Linked DNA regions of Homo sapiens: region 2 is linked to region 1. A link is an interaction called in ENCODE POLR2A ChIA-PET data of the cell type or tissue named here. Cell type or tissue: PC-3. All regions are shown on one strand.

Region 1 (4,000 bases):
TCATTTTAAAAATACTGTTGCCCTCTGGTGGTGAAATGCAGCAATAGCTGTGGTAGTAAATTCAAGGAAGAACTAAGTGCTAGCTGGAGGTGGGTGGAGTGGAGTGGAGGAAGTGTTGTTTTGTTTTGTTGCTAATTGTAGGCGAAATCACAGACCACGATTTGTGTTCCCTCACTGCCCCCACCTGATGCCTTTCTTACCTGGCCTTACACTACCTTTCCATAACCAATGAGGCTTTTACTTTTCTAGTATTACATGGCATAGGCTCAGGACCCACAGTTGGAGTGGTGGGAGATTTTGGATGGTGCTGAGCGATCTTATGCTTCCCAGGGTTTCCTGGATCATCCCCACAATGTTTGCCCCGCTCCTGACTATTCAAGGCTGTCCCTTACTTGAAGACAAGTCTCCTCTTGCCACTCAGCAAGTTCTGGGACCACTGGCTCTGCGTGGAGCATTTGGTGAGAGGCCGGCCTTTTACTAACATTTTGAGAGACTAGCTGAAATCTTCAAGTGCACACACTCTGTAAGAAAGTCAACCCATTCTGGAATCCACTATTGTTTAGGAATTGGCCACTTAAACAAAACACCCTCTGACCAGGCCAAGACCAGTGGTTGGAAACATACTTTAAACACTTGATCAAAGCATATGGGGAGAGGGGAGCTATGCCCATATCTTAATTGCTTCTATTTAAAATAAAATCTGTAAGTGTACATTTATCATCTATCTTTTGATATAGGGCCAAGGCCATTTAACTGGAGCTCCTTCCAGTCTGCACTGGTCATTTCTTACATTGTTATAAAGGAATATCTGAGACTGGGTAATTTATAAAGAAAAGAGCTTTGATTGGCTCATGGTTTTGCAGGCTCCCCAGGAAGTGTGGTGCTGGCATCCGCTTCTGGAGAGGCCTCAAGGAGCTTACAATCATGGCAGAGGGCAACAGGGAGCCAGCATGTCACATGGCAAGAACGGGAGCAAGAGAGCAAGTGGGGAGCTGCCACACCCTCAAACAACCAGATCTCAGAGCAAGAATTCACGTATCACCAAGGGGAGGGTGCCAAACCATTCATGAAGGACCCACCTCCATAATCCAGTCACCTCCCACCAGGGCCCCCTCATCTCCAAATTGGAAAGCACATTTCAACATGAGATTTGAAGAGGACAAACATCCAAATCATATCACAGTCTTTCTAGCAAGAAAACACACCCATGGGGAATCGTTTGTGGTTTCCATTTTTGTTTACTTATGGTGGAATGAGCTCTCAAAGAATATGCTGAACAACCCTCTGCTTTTACTTTTCCTTGCCTAATCTCAGCTTATTAACACCAATTCAACAGCTAAATTTCTAAAGCATTTAACTTGACTTCATGGACATGACATCTTTGTTTGTACCCGCTCTTCACCAGTTTACAGAATATTTACTTATGTAATGAGGTACTAAGTACATCTGATATATGCAAGTTTGGGAGCAAAGCAGCTGGCTTTGGGTAAGCATCAGGCCAGGCCCATATAGGCCACTAGGCAGGAGCCCGTGCTCGGGGGTTCAGTCCACCGTGGGTCTGACAGCAAGCATGGAGCCCTGTCCACTAGGCCACAAGGCAGTTAGGAGAGCACTTACTCTACTATGAAAACCTTTATTCCTTTGTGATTTCTCAATCTATAAAGCACATTAATACAACATAATTTAATTACTGCTCTTGAGGTCTTCTCTCCATTAATGTCAATAATTTTGAGGTGATTCAGGAGACTAGGAAAGCAAAACATTAAATTGTCCATTGAAACAAAAACTGGAGAATTAAAAAGGCTGCAATGAACATAGAGGGAGAAGATAAGTAATAAAATACTCAAGTGAACTAAGGGAGAAGATAAGTAATAAAATACTCAAGTGAACTAGTCTTAATTTTCATGTAAGGAAAGCTCCTAAGGGCTTTTATAGGCATTAGGAAAGAACAGCAGGGAGGGGGATATTTGCAAGATAAACTAGGATCTCTTCAGTGCCCTCACACTGCCCTAAGGATGAAACATAACAATTCTGAAAGCACAGAAGAGACAGGCAGGAATCTCTCCTTCCAGGCAATGTTTGTGCTGAAATAGCACAGATGTGCCTACGGTCTCCACCCCATCACCCACCACAGCAGCCATCCGGTCTGCAGACTCTGATCGCAGAGTCTGGGTCTAGCATGGGGTGAGAAAGGCCACTAGGTCCCGGGGTTAAAGCTTTGACTTTGACCTCCTTGGCACTTTGCCTCAATCTCCTAAGCTAACTACACCCGGATGAGCTAGCCAGTAGGAATGTTTTTTTTACCATTTTATAATAAATTGTTTTTAAACCACAATTTTTTTTTTACCAGCCCACGACATTTTCCACTTGGCTTTCCACATGTGGAGTCATAGCCAAGGATGCATGTAATCACAGAGCATTAGTAATGTCCCACATCAAGACCGGCAGTGGTGGGTCATGACTGTTAACTGCCAGAAGTCTGGCTTGGCTGCAGACTCATCCTTTAAGGACCTAGGTTGTTCTGCTGGAGACTGCATGTAAATAATCAGCCCACAACGACTGACATTGTGAGGCATGGAAGGTTATACATACACACACACTCGCCCAAATCCAACCTGAAACTTGATCTCACTTGCTGTTAAGCAGTGTATCGCCCCAGAGATGTATGACACTTATGTGACCTCGGCATTTATTTGCCTTTTTGGATGGTGCCTCAGTTGAAGAATGTTTCACAGAGATAGTCCCACAGTGGCTGGAGACAGTAGCCATAACAAATCCACTCTGGCTGACTTGCTATGGTTGTTCAGGATGTCCCTAGCCAGAAAAATCAAATTACAAAAGGAAATCTTCGCCGGGCATGTTGGCTCACACCTGTAATCCCAGCACTTTGGGAGGCCGAGGTTGGAGGACTGCTTGAGCCCAGGAGTTCAAGACCAGCCTGGGCAACGTGATGAGACCCCATCTCTACAAAAAATAAGTTAGCCACATGTGGTGGCACGTACTTGTAGTCCCAGCTACTTGGAAGGCTGAGGTGGGAGGATCACCTGACCCTGGGAAAGTTGAGGCTGCAGTGAGCCCTGATTGCACCACTGCCTTCCAGACTGGGCTAACATAGTGAGACCCTGTCTGGAAAAAAAAAAAAAAGAAAGGGAGTCTTGTACCATGGCTGTGTATAGGATGTATGTGATCCGTGGTCATCCCAAGGGCACATGCCCACACAGAACATGACATTAAGGATCACAGTAATTCTGTATTGGTATTGTGTCCTATTGCTGCTATAACAAATGACCTCAGATTTAGTGAGTTAAAACAACACAAACTTACTCACTTATGGTTCTGGAGGGTAGAAGCCTGAAATGGGTCTCCCTGGGCCAAAATTAAGGTGTCTGCAGGGCTTTGTTCCTTCTGGAGGCTCTAGAGGAGAATCCATTTCCGGCTTCTAGAGACCACCTGTGCTCCTTGGCTCATGACTCCATCCTCCATCAAAGCAAACAGCATAGCATCTTCTGATTATGACACTACTGTCTGCTTCTCATAGGACCCTTGTGATTACATTGTGCCCACAGGAATAATCCAGGATAATCCCATCTCAAGATCCTTAATCACATTGGCAAAATCCTTTTTGCCATGTAAAATAACATAGTCACAGATGCCAGGGATTAGGCAGTGGACATCTTCGGGCAAGGGCTGTGGGGGGGCATTATTCAGCCTACCACACCCCGTGTCCAGGCTGGCTGTGAGCTCCTGCAAATATTTACCATTCTGCCCGACATATGCCGGTACCCAGAAAATGCAGCTCTTGCTCCCACCTCCTGTCTTGCTGACCTCTGCAGCCTTGCTAACCTCACATGTGAACCCACCTGCCCTCTCCTCTCTAGCTCAGTACTCGACCATAGGCTGCTTTGTCAAAGCTCCTGAACAGCCAATTTTCTTTCCACTCTGCCCATGTGCTTGCCTATCCCAAACGAGACGGTCAGCTTCTACAGGGCGCAAGGTATTA
Region 2 (4,000 bases), 120 kb after region 1:
CCCTCTCCCCTTATCATATCTCTAGATATCTTTACCAGTGTGAAATGTATGACTCTATCTATATCCATATTACAATGTGTTTTACAAGAATAACTACACTACAGGATATCAGTTTTCCTTAAGAGGATTTTGGTCTCTGTCTTCTGAGGCATAGTTTACTAGTGAATTACTAACCATAAAATCCTAAACTATTATTGATTTTTAGATATAAATTTAAATTTGTGTGGAATAATCAGCTTTCATATAAAATTATTACATCTTTCACAAAAGATACTGTGGATACAATTTGGATGATCATCAAAACTTTCTGATAACAGAAGTAAATTACATAACTTTACTTCAAATTCTTCTTAAAAAACCAAACTATTTTAGAAACAACTTTTACCTTCTTTTAAGTTCTCGGGAGCCAGGATTCTCATGGCCAACACTTCTCATTCTAGTGTTTCCTAGATTGTGTCGTCCTGGTTTGTACTTCAAAACCTCACTTTGCCACTCCTCATCAAAAGCATGAGCATCACCTATGTCAAACAGAAAAATAATGGGAATAAGTATTAAGGTATCAACTGTCAGTAACTGCCTTGCTCCCACATATTTCAGTCTAGTCTGGTGTTTTCATTAGTGTAACCTCAATACAGAGGCAGGAAGCTGCTTCAAATATAAGGGTCTTTGACAAAAGTAGTATTTGTTTTCCTGTCTGTTCCTCTCCTATTCCTACTGATGATCTAGTTATTGATGATCTATTTTTTCAACTGCCTGGATAACATATTATTCTACCCAATGGACCAGCTGACCTAATTATATTAACTAACAGTTTTTCTTCCTGGGTCATCTCACAGTGAATATACTCTTCCTGTATAGTGTATACTTCTGTGGCTAGCACTTCTATTCACCTAACCATCTTTCTGTGTAACTTGACCTCACAAGTTTCTGTTGTCAATTTCCTAAGACAGGTTACTCAGCTAGAATGTCAATTCATGTTGTTATGAAGTAATCTAACTTCCATAATAGCAACAATAGAGACATGATAGTACTTCTTAAGACTGCTTTAAAATATTATGTTCCTTCACTCAATTTTTCATCAAAATGTTGATTATTGTGAAATACTCAGTATATATATAAATGTGATAAAATTACAGAGGTTACAAATAAACACAGGTCACAATATCATGGCTTCTATCTTACTGCATAAGAATAATTTTATCAAACCCCAGCCAGGTGTGGTGGCTCACGCCTGTAATCCCGGCACTTTGGGAGGCTGAGGTGGGCGGATCACAAGGTCAGGAGATCAAGACCATCCTGGCTAACATGGTGAAACCACGTCTCTACTAAAAATAGAAAAAATTAGCCAGGCATGGTGGCGGGCACCTGTAGTCCCAGCTACTCAGGAGGCTGTGGCAGGAGAATGGCGTGAACCTGGGAGGCGGAGCTTGCAGTGAGCCGAGATCACACCACTGCACCACTGCACTCCAGCCTGGACAACAGAGCGAGACTCCGTCTCAAAAAAAAAAAAAAAAAAAAGAATAATTTTATCAAACCCCAATGTTAATAGAATTTCTTCCTCCCCTCCACCCAACACAGTCTTGCTCTTTTGCCCAGGCTGGAGTGCAATGCGTGATCTTGGCTCACTGCAACCTCTGCCTTCCGGGTTCAAGAGATTCTCCTGTCTCAGCCTCCCAAGTAGCTGGGATTACAGGCGCGGGCCACCATGCCCAGCTGATTTTTGTATTTTTATTTATTTTATTTATTTATTTTTTTGAGACAGAGTCTCGCTCTGTCGCCCAGGCTGGAGTGCAAGGGCTCGATCTTGGCTCACTGCAACCTCCGCCTCCTGGGTTCAAGCGATTCTCCTGCTTCAGCCCCACGAGTAGCTGGGATTACAGGCACGTGCACCACCATGCCCGGCTAATTTTTGTATTTTTAGTAGAGACGGGGTTTCACCATGTTGGTCAGGCTGGTCTTGAACTCCTGACCTCGTGATCTGCCCGCCTTGGCCTCCCAAAGTGCCAGGATTACAGGCGTGAGTCACTGTGCCGGGCCCTGATTTTTGTATTTTTAGTAGAGATGGGGTTTCACCATGTTGGCCAGGCTGGTCTCGAACTTATGACCCCATGATCTACCTGCCTCGGCCTCTCAAAGTGCTGGGATTACAGGCATGAGCCACCGTGCCCGGCCAGAATTTCTTTTTTAATACAACAATTTAAAATTTAAACACTCTATTATGGAAAAACATTATTCAAAATACTTTCTGAAACTAGGAGATGAATCCAACTAAATTTTAATATAATTTCATTATTGAATTAATACAATTAAATATAAAAGCTTAATATTGATTTAAAAATTAATAAAAATAATTTAAATTTAATGATTAAATTTGTTAATAAATTGTAATATAATTAAAAACTACAGGGAGAAGAGTTAGGACACTAGAAGGATGTAAATGCATTGAAGAATAAATACAAAATCCAGAAAAAGAAAAGATTTACTTGAGAGAGAGAGACATACATGTAATCTAACATATAACAGAAATTAAAATCTTGTCTATACAAAAGCCTAAGTACTACTGAACAGTACAGAATGATTTAAGTAAAAATTATGGCTTATTTACAATAAAACTTTAAGGTAACCACTTAAAATGCTTTTGAAAAATAGCATCATAAGTAACTTTACAATTATAATGGTAAATTAAAATAAGCACAATATAAACTATATAAAAGTAGAATAATAATTTGAGAAAAAAGTGTTTATATATATAAAATGATTAGGAAGAAATACATTAAAATATTACTAGTATTTTGAGTTTGGATTATGGATTATTTTTGTCTTTATACTTTTCAAATGTACTTTCTTGATAATCAGAAAAAATATTTAAAGACACATTTTGCCTAATGATATTACTAAATAACAATTCAAAAGATTCCACTTTCCAAGGATAAAATAAAAATAAGTAATATCCCATATTGCCAAAAATCACTATAAAAAAGAGCTCTCCTATGAAAGGATGAAAACACAATCCTATTACTTTCACAAGGTATTCTCTACATGCATTATTCAAAAACTACATCTTATGACATGTTTCTAAAAAAAAATTCATCAAGTACGGCTGTTATTTTAAATTTATAAGAAAGAATATTATTTTTTTGTGATAACTTACTTTCATTCATATTGATGAACTCCTGGTTGACCTCTTCATCTCCAGTCTTCTTGTTCTTTGACTTTTTAATGACATGAGCTCGGTCATGGATATGATGACCAATAGCCATTTTTTCTAGTCCACTGTCAGAATCTCTCATTGCTTTCCTGGTTTCCTTTATCTGTAAAAATAAAGAAATTTTATTATTATTTAAATATATATAGAATGTATATCTCAGGGCCAGCTTACCTACAGAGATATGGCCATAGATCTATTGCTCTAAAAATAATGTGTGCTCAGTTCCACTATTAACTTGTGGTAAAACTGTGGTAATAAGTCTCTGATATTTCCTGAACTCCTTAAAATGAAAATGTCTACAACAAACAGAACCCATACAATTTAACCTTTTTCCAAATTGTAATCAAATATTAAAACAAAAGTAGCAATTATAGTTTAATGCCTTCAAGACTGTCTTAGATAATGTAATAGAAGGAAGTTTATGGTGGGATTCCTACAAATAAGGGCAACTAATTATTCATCAGTCATATTGATTGGCTTGAATCTCATGATTCCCGACTATCAACTCTATGGAAGTATTATAAGAATATTTCTGATAGCAACTAACATGATTTACTGTGGGACATCTACAATTATATTCTGTTTACATTTAAGTTTGTCACTTTTAGAAAGTTAAAATTAAAATGTCTGAGATTAATTAGCAGAACTATGGCAAAAGCATCATTAAAAGGTTCATCTTTATATGTAAGAACTAAAAAATGTACTACTTCACATTCATTAGATTGGTAAACCTAAATTTTTACTATAAGTACTAACAAGGAAGTAGAGAAATGGAAACTCACAAGCCACAGT

Evidence for each region. Peaks named below come from ENCODE experiments on the same cell type or tissue, not always from the same donor. Only the 100,000 strongest peaks of a DNase experiment are listed, where the experiment ranks them.
Region 2: POLR2A ChIA-PET joins it to region 1 with 5 read pairs; 2 of 35 experiments call an interaction of 5 or more read pairs at or near these places.

The regions. Positions count from the first base shown.
Region 1 is chr3:158,723,973-158,727,972 of GRCh38, reverse strand. The region is part of intron 1 of RARRES1 (retinoic acid receptor responder 1); the gene reads left to right. Among named protein-coding and RNA genes, the nearest start is that of RARRES1, 6.5 kb to the left of the region's middle. In PC-3, a CTCF peak has its summit at 41 (motif pointing left); DNase peaks (open chromatin) are centred at 12 and 2,452; H3K4me3 peaks cover 170 bases; H3K27ac peaks cover 4,000 bases.
Region 2 is chr3:158,599,325-158,603,324 of GRCh38, reverse strand. MLF1 (myeloid leukemia factor 1) reads right to left here. Exons shown (of 8, transcript NM_001369783.1): 6 at 3,152-3,311; 7 at 386-518. Among named protein-coding and RNA genes, the nearest start is that of MLF1, 30 kb to the right of the region's middle. In PC-3, no CTCF peak of the experiment used is centred here; no DNase peak of the experiment used is centred here.